Linked DNA regions of Mus musculus: region 2 is linked to region 1. A link is a loop called in an ENCODE intact Hi-C map of the cell type or tissue named here. Cell type or tissue: heart. All regions are shown on one strand. Each heading gives the region's core, and the rest is flanking DNA. Links, peaks and the distances in the headings are about the cores only. Region 1 overlaps Mnd1 (meiotic nuclear divisions 1). Region 2 holds the start of Tlr2 (toll-like receptor 2).

Region 1 (4,395 bases), core at 256-4,255:
GTACCACAGTGACTGAGCTGCAGAGAGATCTGCGAAGTGCTGAACAAACACATTAATCACTGCGCCCCTGCCTGACTTCAGCAGAGCCTGGGCTCAGTCCTAAGTGCTGAGCACTTGGCCTAAGAGTCTTGCCCTGCCCTACAGTCCCTTTCCTTCTGCCTGATAACATATGGCAGTGAAAATGATTTCCACCAAACAGTCAGGATTATTGGAACACTGGTGTAATATTGACTTTAAAAAAAAAAAAAAAAAAAAACTTAGCTTTGGGAATGAATGTTATGTGGGAACAATTAAGTGTGTATTTTTAACTTCATCATTTCATTTTTCTACCATTTTGCCTGAATTATACTTGACAGGATTCTGAGTAACAGATGCAATGTGTTACTGAAAAGGAGGTTCTGTAATCAAAAGAATTTGGAACCCTGGGTTCACACAAGTAGCTAGTTTGAATTCTTGGAGCCTTTAAATATGCAAGTCTTCCTTATCCAGTTTCCTTGAGCTATTAGTGTTCCATGAAACACACTTTAGTAAATTCTGTCCAAGTTTATGGTGTCACTTCAGCAAATTAAGACTGTATGCACTGCCACAGAGTGCCCTCTCAAGTTTGAATTCATTCTGGTTGCCTGAGATAATCTCAGCTTGCAAATTGCATTGCAGCTTGTGTAGACCTCTGCTGGTGTCAACAGGTTCTTTTTTCCTGGTTAAATACACCTGCATGGAGTCTCTGAAGAGCCCAGCTGACATTCCTTAGCCTTAAGAACCCTCTCACCAGGCACTTAGAAACAGACAACTTGGTTAGTATATTTGTAGTGTCTGTCTTACAGGTTATGCATCTATTTTTTTCTACCCAGTTAGCTTACTTCAGATCTGTCTCTGAGAGACATTGGCAAGCAAGAATTTTCCAAGCTACAGAAGTTCACATTGCCCTGATATTTTAAAAATAGTCACATTGGCATTTTTCCAAAATAAATTTGTATATAACTCACTTAAAACCAAATACTATTAACATTCTTAAAGCATATAGCATTTTTACTTTTAATTCTTTGTATATGGGTGTGATTGGGTCAGGTCTCCTGGAGCTGGAGTTATAGGCAGCTTGGGTCTTGAGGAAGAGCAGTACAGCATCTTAATGTCTGAGATGTCTCCCTCTCCTCTCTTGCTCTATTGCTGACATTCTTATGTATGAGTAAACAAATGGGAGAAAAGGAATTCAAATTGGCTTCCATAATAGGGATTCATTATCAGAGGTAAGAATCTAGAGGTAGCCTTCTCAAGGGTGGCTAATTGCACTACACTTTATCTAGACTGCCTTTGACATTTGACTTTCCCTGTTTGGTTCTAAGTACTTACTGAGACTCCTAAGTCCTCTCTCAACAGTGCCCAGAAAATAGACTTCCCATCCCCTCCCACCCCACCCCTCTCTTTGTCTCTGTCTCTCCCTCTCTTCCTCTTCCTCCCTGTTCATCCCCACTCCACCCCCCCCCCCCCGAATCTTTTATATAAGAGGAAAATGTCAGCATGCCCCTTTGCCCAGGCAGGCGTCTGTTTCGGTCTCATTGGCAGAGTCTGAGTTGACAGGCTTATACTGAAAGATTGTTCTGGGAGCATCCTGTTCTTTCAGAGCACATTACCACTCTAGACTGAACAGAAATTGGAGCTCTGTTAATAGTGAAAGGCTTTGTAGGAGCAACTAAGAGATTCTGCCAAATAACATCCATATGTATTTAAAGCCTTTTAAGCCGGGCATCCTAGCTGCTCGGAAGGCTGAGGTAGGAGGGTATTTAGAGGCCACCCTGGACAATGCAGCAAGCCTCTGTCCCTCCACCTCAAATGAAGATGTGCTTTTAAGTTGAATATTATTTCTATCTCTTGTTGTGTCAGATACCAAAGAGTTAAATACTGTTTGCAGAGATAGGGTGACTGGAATATTAGAGATGGGAGAAGGAAATATGCATGTATTTTATTGATAAACAATTTGAAATAATTGAAAAACAGTCAATGGTTAAAGCTGTTGAAATGCATGCATTTGATGCTAGTTTTAAGTTGTCAGAGATTTAGAAAAAAAAGTTTACCATTTGCTTTGCTCTTGTGTGCTTTGCTCTTCAGGCTAGGCTTCCAGACTTCCCTAGAAATTACTCTTCTTTGCCGTCGGAGCTTCATGGTGTGGTTGAAAAGGGTGACCCTGTACTAGTTATCGAATTCCATAGTCCCTGCTCCAAACACTATTCTGTGTTTCCCAGGAGATACAGGCTTGTGAGCATCATTCTAGACAAATATAAATCAACCAGTCTGGAAAAGACCCAGTCCACAATAGCCAGACCTTAATGCCCTGCCACCAGGTGGTGGCAGAGTGTCAAAAACCATGCATGCCATTAAAAACCCTCATTTCAGTTTGTTTGCAATATTTGCCCCAAAAGGCCATCAGTATTTTATAAATTTTAGTATTTACATTCTAGTAGCAACTCCAGCTGCTCTGTATTTTATAGCCATTTCATAAAAATTAACCCTGTCAGCTGCATTTGTGTTTAAAGTGAGCTTTTGACTCAGGGCATGCATGGTTCAGACTTAATGATTTCACTTGATCACATTCAGATACAGAGTCTATCAGTTCCCTAGTATTTATATTGATTTATAACCATGACTTGCCTACATTATAATTTTTTTCTAACCAACTTAATTTTAGACTAGATATAAAACAGTCTCAACTTTGAAATTTGCTGATTTTCATATTTTCAAGGCTATACATTTACATGTTGACTAACCTTTAACACTTCAAGATACTTCAGTGGTAGTCTCACTGGCATCATTGCCTGTCATCTAGTAGCACCCAAACCAAATTTAAATCTTAACAAACAAATGAAGAAAAGTACAACACACTTCCTAGGACAATGGGGCAGCATACACTTTGAGGATGCCCATTGTAAAAACGTCAGTTTGTGTCTGTCTAGCTAATTGATGATGACCAATAGCCGCTTGATTTTTATCAATAATTTTTAGTTCATGTAATAAGGAAACCAATAAAGGACTAAAAATATAGTTGAGTGGAGATACCAGCAATTGACAGTGGCCTGTCGCTGCTTGCAGTATCATCACTAAGCTTTTCTTTCTTAGTAAGTAAGATTTGTGCCTGTCAGAAAACTGAACAAATACAATGTTGCTGTAGTTGAACATTGGTGTTGCTAGGAATAGACAAGAGAGTAAGGCTGTGTGGAGAAGCCTAAATGGAACGCATGTGAGGGTTGGATGTGAACACTGTCTCCACAGAATTATCAGCAGATCTCTGTACACACCTGCGATGTGCATGACCACTCACAGACAGCATGAGCAATACATAATACATAAGTATTTAACAATGAAAAACACGTATGGGTTGAGGGTATAGCTAGCTTTAGATTGCATATTTAGCATACTTAAGGGTCTAGGTTCAATTCTCAGCACTACAAGGAAAAAACTTGATTCATAAAAATGTGAAGATTTATTAAATATCAATAACTGAAATCAGTCCAAGGGGTTGGGTGGCTCAGGGTATAAGGCACTTGCCATCTATTCATAAGGACCTGAGTTCAAATCTCCAGAACACATGAAAAACTGGATGAGATAGCACATAACTGTGATCCCCAAATACCCACAGCACTGATAGGCAGAGGCTGTCCCTGGAAGCTCCTGGACATCTGCCCAGCAGATGCAGAAGTAAACAAAGAGGCCCTGTCTCCAGGTGGAAGGTGGTAAGTGCTACAGCATAGATGATCCTTGAGACATTCTAAGTAAAATAAGCCACTCCCAGACTCTCTAACATACCCAGGGTCATAGGATCAGAGATGCCCTGAGCAGAACTTGGGCGCTAACTCACACAGTCAGTCCCAGAACACCCAGAAGAAGCTCCACTCCCAGGGGCTCTAACACACCCAGGACCACAGGATCACAGGTTCCTAGGATCCCAGGAGCTTGGTCACACCAGGGCCTAACAGAAACAGAAACTAAACAGAGACACCGTGAAACTAACAGAAGTTTTGAACAAATGGATCTAACAGATGTTTATAGAACATTTCCTCCTAAAGCAAAAGAATATACCTTCTTCTCAGAACCTCATGGTACGTTCTCCAAAATTGACCATATAATTGGTCATAAAACAGGCCTCAACAGATACAAGAAGATTGAAATAATCCCATGCACCCTGTCAGATCACCATGGGCTAAGGCTGGTCTTAAATACCAACAAAAACAACGGAAAGCACACATACACATGGAAGCTGAAAATCCCTCTGCTCAATAATAACTTGGTCAAGGAAGAAGTAAAGAAAGAAATTAAAGGCTTTTTAGAATTTAATGAAAATGAAGACACATCATACCCAAACTTATAGGACACAAAGCAGTGGTAAGAGGAAAACTCATCGCT
Region 2 (4,395 bases), core at 144-4,143, 280 kb after region 1:
GTTTTCGGTTGGTTTCAGCAGGTTTAAGGAATGTAGCTTTCAGAGAGAGAGAGAGAGAGAGAGAGAGAGAGAGAGAGAGAGAGAGAGAGAGAACTTCTCTATAGGGCAGTGGTTCTCAACCCGTGGGTTGAGACCCCATGGTGGTTGCATATATATTTTCATTACTATTCTTAACAGTAGGAAAATTACAATTATAAAGTACCAACAAAAATAATTTTATGGTTGGGAGTCATCACAACATGAGGAACCGTACTGAAGGGTTGCAGGGTTAGGAAGGTTGACAACCTATAAGGACAAGGGATGTGGAGCTGAGGGGAAGAGACCCCCTGGGTTTAAGGGAAAAATTCTGACTTCAAATCTCAGCTGCTATTTCTGATTCACAGGACATTTTCTTGTGAAAATGGGGGTAAGGTTGCTTGCTCTGCATCCAATCTCGCCTTGCCGAGGTCAAATGGGATCACAGGCACCCGAGGCAGGTGATTAACTTGTTTTAAAGTAGGGGGTTTCCCCTTACAACTGGAATATGGAGCCACATCTCCACCATGAAGCAAACCAATCTACGCTGTTTTCAGAATCACTCTGCGATGCAGCTATGGGATAGAGAAAGGGAAGTACTTAGCTTCAAAGCCATAGATAGAAGTGGGGGCCCCGAATCTTCCCCATGCTTAGAAGGGGGGCTGTTCTGGGGGCCAAGGAAAGAGAAACATATCTGTGCCATCCTTATCCATTCATATCCCAAGCACAATGCTGCCATTCAGGTCTGCATGGAGGCTGGTAGACTCTGTTATCAGATGCTGAGCAGAAATGGATCCCAGAGACATAAGGGCAGGGGGACAAAGTGTTGAAAAGGAGGAGAAAGAGAAAATATTCCTGAGCCCAAGTTGCAACCTCTGAGGATGGAGAGATAGCAAAAGAGTTCAAAAGATGTGTTTGAGGGAGAAGTGAGATTCTGAGATTAGAGTAGTTAGAGTTAGGACCTGGGTCTTGGCAGCCCTGGCTGTCTAGCCTATCCTTTTGGGCCTCGATAGGGTATTTAAATGATTATCAGTAGACAGCAGAAAAGTAGCTATTCAGTGTAGCCACATCAGGAAGACAACTAAATAATGAGGGTGTACGACGCCCCCATCCTAAGTTCAGCATCCTGTCACCACAGGTTTAGATTTAGATAATACAGAAAGAATCCATAAGTAGGCAGTTTTGGTCAAGGTGTGCTATCCCCCCGAGTCATTCAGCCATCATTGTCCAGGCCTCCAGTGTTTTCCTCATGGTGAACTGATAAAAACTCCCTGTGACTGGCACAGGGCTGTAATTTTTTAACGTTTCCTAGCTGGAGCATTCCAATAACCAAAGAGAGTGCGTCTCTTCAGAATATCCTCTTCCTTCCAGAATCCTTGCAGCAGCTCAACTCAGCCAAAAGGCGAGCTGGGAGGCAGCTTTCTCTTTAGGACACCTGGGGAATTCCCACACGGAGCCTCTGGACTTTCAGTTCTGTTTTGCCTGCCCTGTGGCTCCTGCCAGCTCTGATGCCAGGCTCCGTTCCCCTTGCAGACCCCTGTGGGCGGCGCTTGCCGCACCGGGGGCGGTGCTGGCGACCGGGAAGTTCGGGGCCCTGACCTGGGGACATCCCCTTCCCTCACTTCCAGGTCTTCAGTCTTCCTAGGCTGGTGCCCAGATGGCTAGTGGGCACGGGGAGCGGCGGCTGGAGGACTCCTAGGTAGGTGGATCGGTCCTGCTGCCGGGTTGCTGCACCCCTCCCCGGACAGGGTCGAATCGACCGGGGCGGCCGCTGTGCTGTGCGGGGACCTGGTTTCCAAAGTGAAGCACCTGCGCCCCCAGCCGGGCGGATCAGCTTTGGGGCCAGATGTTTGTTTCCTGCTGTGATCCCTGCAGGAAGAGGGACACCCAGGGAAGAGGGGGCCACCGGAGAGCTGCAGCCACTGTCCCAGAGCCCGCGGCTGTGTGATCTGCGTCTTTACAGCCTTTCTGGCCCTGGGGTCACAGAAGGGAGTGTCTGTAGTGTCTCTGAACCCTGGGAAGCTAGGGTGAACGGTGACGCTGTCCCAACTTACATCCAGTCCACCCCTCTCTTGTCCCCAGGCTCCGGGCAGGCGGTCACTGGCAGGAGATGTGTCCGCAATCATAGTTTCTGATGGTGAAGGTTGGACGGCAGTCTCTGCGACCTAGAAGTGGAAAAGATGTCGTTCAAGGAGGTGCGGACTGTTTCCTTCTGACCAGGATCTTGTTTCTGAGTGTAGGGGCTTCACTTCTCTGCTTTTCGTTCATCTCTGGAGCATCCGAATTGCATCACCGGTCAGAAAACAACTTACCGAAACCTCAGACAAAGCGTGAGTGGAGTCTTTTAATAAGTATCTTATGACTTCTTCAGTCCTATAAACGAGAACCTTGTGTTTACATCTTAGATGTCAGGAAAAGGCTTTTCTAGTTTCAAAAAGGAGAAATATTATTTCGGGTGTAAAACGCTCAGATTGCCTGGAGGCTTTTGATCTGACAGAAAGTTCTTCAGCAAAGAGCAAATGGTAGGTAAGGTGGCTGGACTCAGACGGAGAGACCCTTTTCCTCCCCAAAAGGGAAATATTATGAGTACTGGAAAATATCTTATTTCACTACACTCGAAGTTTTTTGTTGTTTTTTTGTTTTTTTGTTTGTTTTGTTTTTGTTTTGTTTTGTTTTGTTTTTCTGTTCTAAGCAAAGAACACTTGCACCTTAAACCTTTAATTAGTGAATACAAAAACTGCCAGGCATTGACAGTATGTTTTGGAAGTTTCTAAGCTACCAAGTTTTTGTTTGTTTGTTTGTTCTAAATTTATAAGTTAACATTTAACGGGATAAGTGCCCAATGAAAAATCACCCTCCCATTTAAAGAAGTGAAGCTTAAGGGAGAACACTTAACATAGGGAAACAATTCAGAACGTTCATAATGCAACGATTGGAAGCCTCCACATATTAATTATATTGAATAGAAGGTACTTCACTTAAATGATCAAGTTAGTAGCGTCAGGAAAGAATTAACATCTACAACCTACAATCATAGGCTGGCTTAGCTTTTTTGAGATGGTCTCAGGCCTTATGCTGAGACCGCAACTCATCGTGTGATTGTGGATGTCTTTGAACTACTGACTTCCTGCCTCCGCCTGCCTGAGTCTAGGTGTCCACAACTGTGCCCTGTTTATTCAGTCCTGGGGGTCAAACACAATGGCATACTAGCAAAGTGCTACAGACAAGCTGCATCCCAGGCCCATCGCCTGCTGTGTCTGAGATAGATTCCTTAGGGGCACTAAAGGGGAAAATGTACAACCAGCTATCAAGAGAAGCTGTGGGAGGGAGGTGGAGAGGTGGATCTGCAGTAAGGAGTACTTGCTGATCTCTCAGAGGACCTGGGCTCAGTTCCCAACACCCACATGGTTATAGGGGCTCTCATGTCTTCATTTGGTCCACATGTGCACATTCAGGCAAAACACTCACACACTCATACCTATACCATACAGTGGCACTTGCCACCAGGCCTGATGACCCGAGCTCAATCCCCAGAACCACATGGTGGAAAGAGAGAACTGGCTTCCTCAAATTGTCCTCTAACTTCCACATTTGGGTAGTAGCGCACGTATGCCATCCCCCAACCATTACAGAAGCATAAAACATATTTTGGGAAATTGTTGCGTTATTTCACTGAGCAAATATGACCACAGCACGTGTGGTTGCATGGAACAGCTACAGGGTATAGGGCCCAGAAGGTGCCCTGGGAGACGAGCCTTGGATTCTCCCAGGAAAGCATACTGGGGAAGTGAGGCAAACTACCTTATTTCCTTTTCATTCATCTAAGTAGCCAATCTGGGATTGGACACAGCTTTCCGAGAACTTAACTCAGCAGAATGAGAAGGTTCTGGGGGCCTGAATGTCTCCCTCAATTTGGCAGACTATTGACGCCTCTCTGCCTAGGGCTCTAGACATTCCTTTTGTCTGGTAGTAGTAGGAGCAAGGCAGAGTGAGTAGGCTGTTTCCGTGCCCAGTGAGAGATCACGGACCAAGGGAGCAATGAGTTGAGTAAGAGACATCCTTGGTGAGCGTTAAAGATAGGAGCCCGCCACTAGAGAGCCATAGGCCACATCTAGTTCATTTCTTTAACTACTGACTTGTTCATTCTCATTCATCTGTTTATGTTCAACCCACATTTATTGAGTCCTGTGTTGTTGTTGTTGTTTTTGCCTCTCAGATGATTGTTTTTACGTTTCTTCATCTGCTATTGCTACTGTATATAACAAAATTAATTTTTAATTTTCATTCATGTATTGTGTTTGCCTGTAACTTATTCCTTGCATGAGGGAGAGAGACAGAAAGACAGAGAGACAGAGAGAATGTGAATAAGCGTGATAATAA

Evidence for each region. Hi-C counts contacts between places; a loop is a spot of excess contacts. Peaks named below come from ENCODE experiments on the same cell type or tissue, not always from the same donor. Only the 100,000 strongest peaks of a DNase experiment are listed, where the experiment ranks them.
Region 2: a loop joins it to region 1, with 5 times the contacts of the local background. A loop is called at or near these places in 2 of 42 quality-filtered maps.

Annotation. Positions count from the first base shown.
Region 1 is chr3:84,121,600-84,125,994 of GRCm38, reverse strand. All of the region lies in intron 4 of Mnd1 (meiotic nuclear divisions 1), which reads left to right. Among named protein-coding and RNA genes, the nearest start is that of Mnd1, 32 kb to the left of the region's middle. In heart, for the core only: a CTCF peak has its summit at 2,340 (motif pointing right); no DNase peak of the experiment used is centred there.
Region 2 is chr3:83,838,839-83,843,233 of GRCm38, reverse strand. It overlaps Tlr2 (toll-like receptor 2), which reads left to right and starts at 1,626. Exons shown (of 3, transcript NM_011905.3): 1 at 1,626-1,714; 2 at 2,098-2,345. In heart, for the core only: a CTCF peak has its summit at 1,835; DNase peaks (open chromatin) are centred at 1,713 and 3,593; H3K4me3 peaks cover 1,322 bases; H3K27ac peaks cover 888 bases.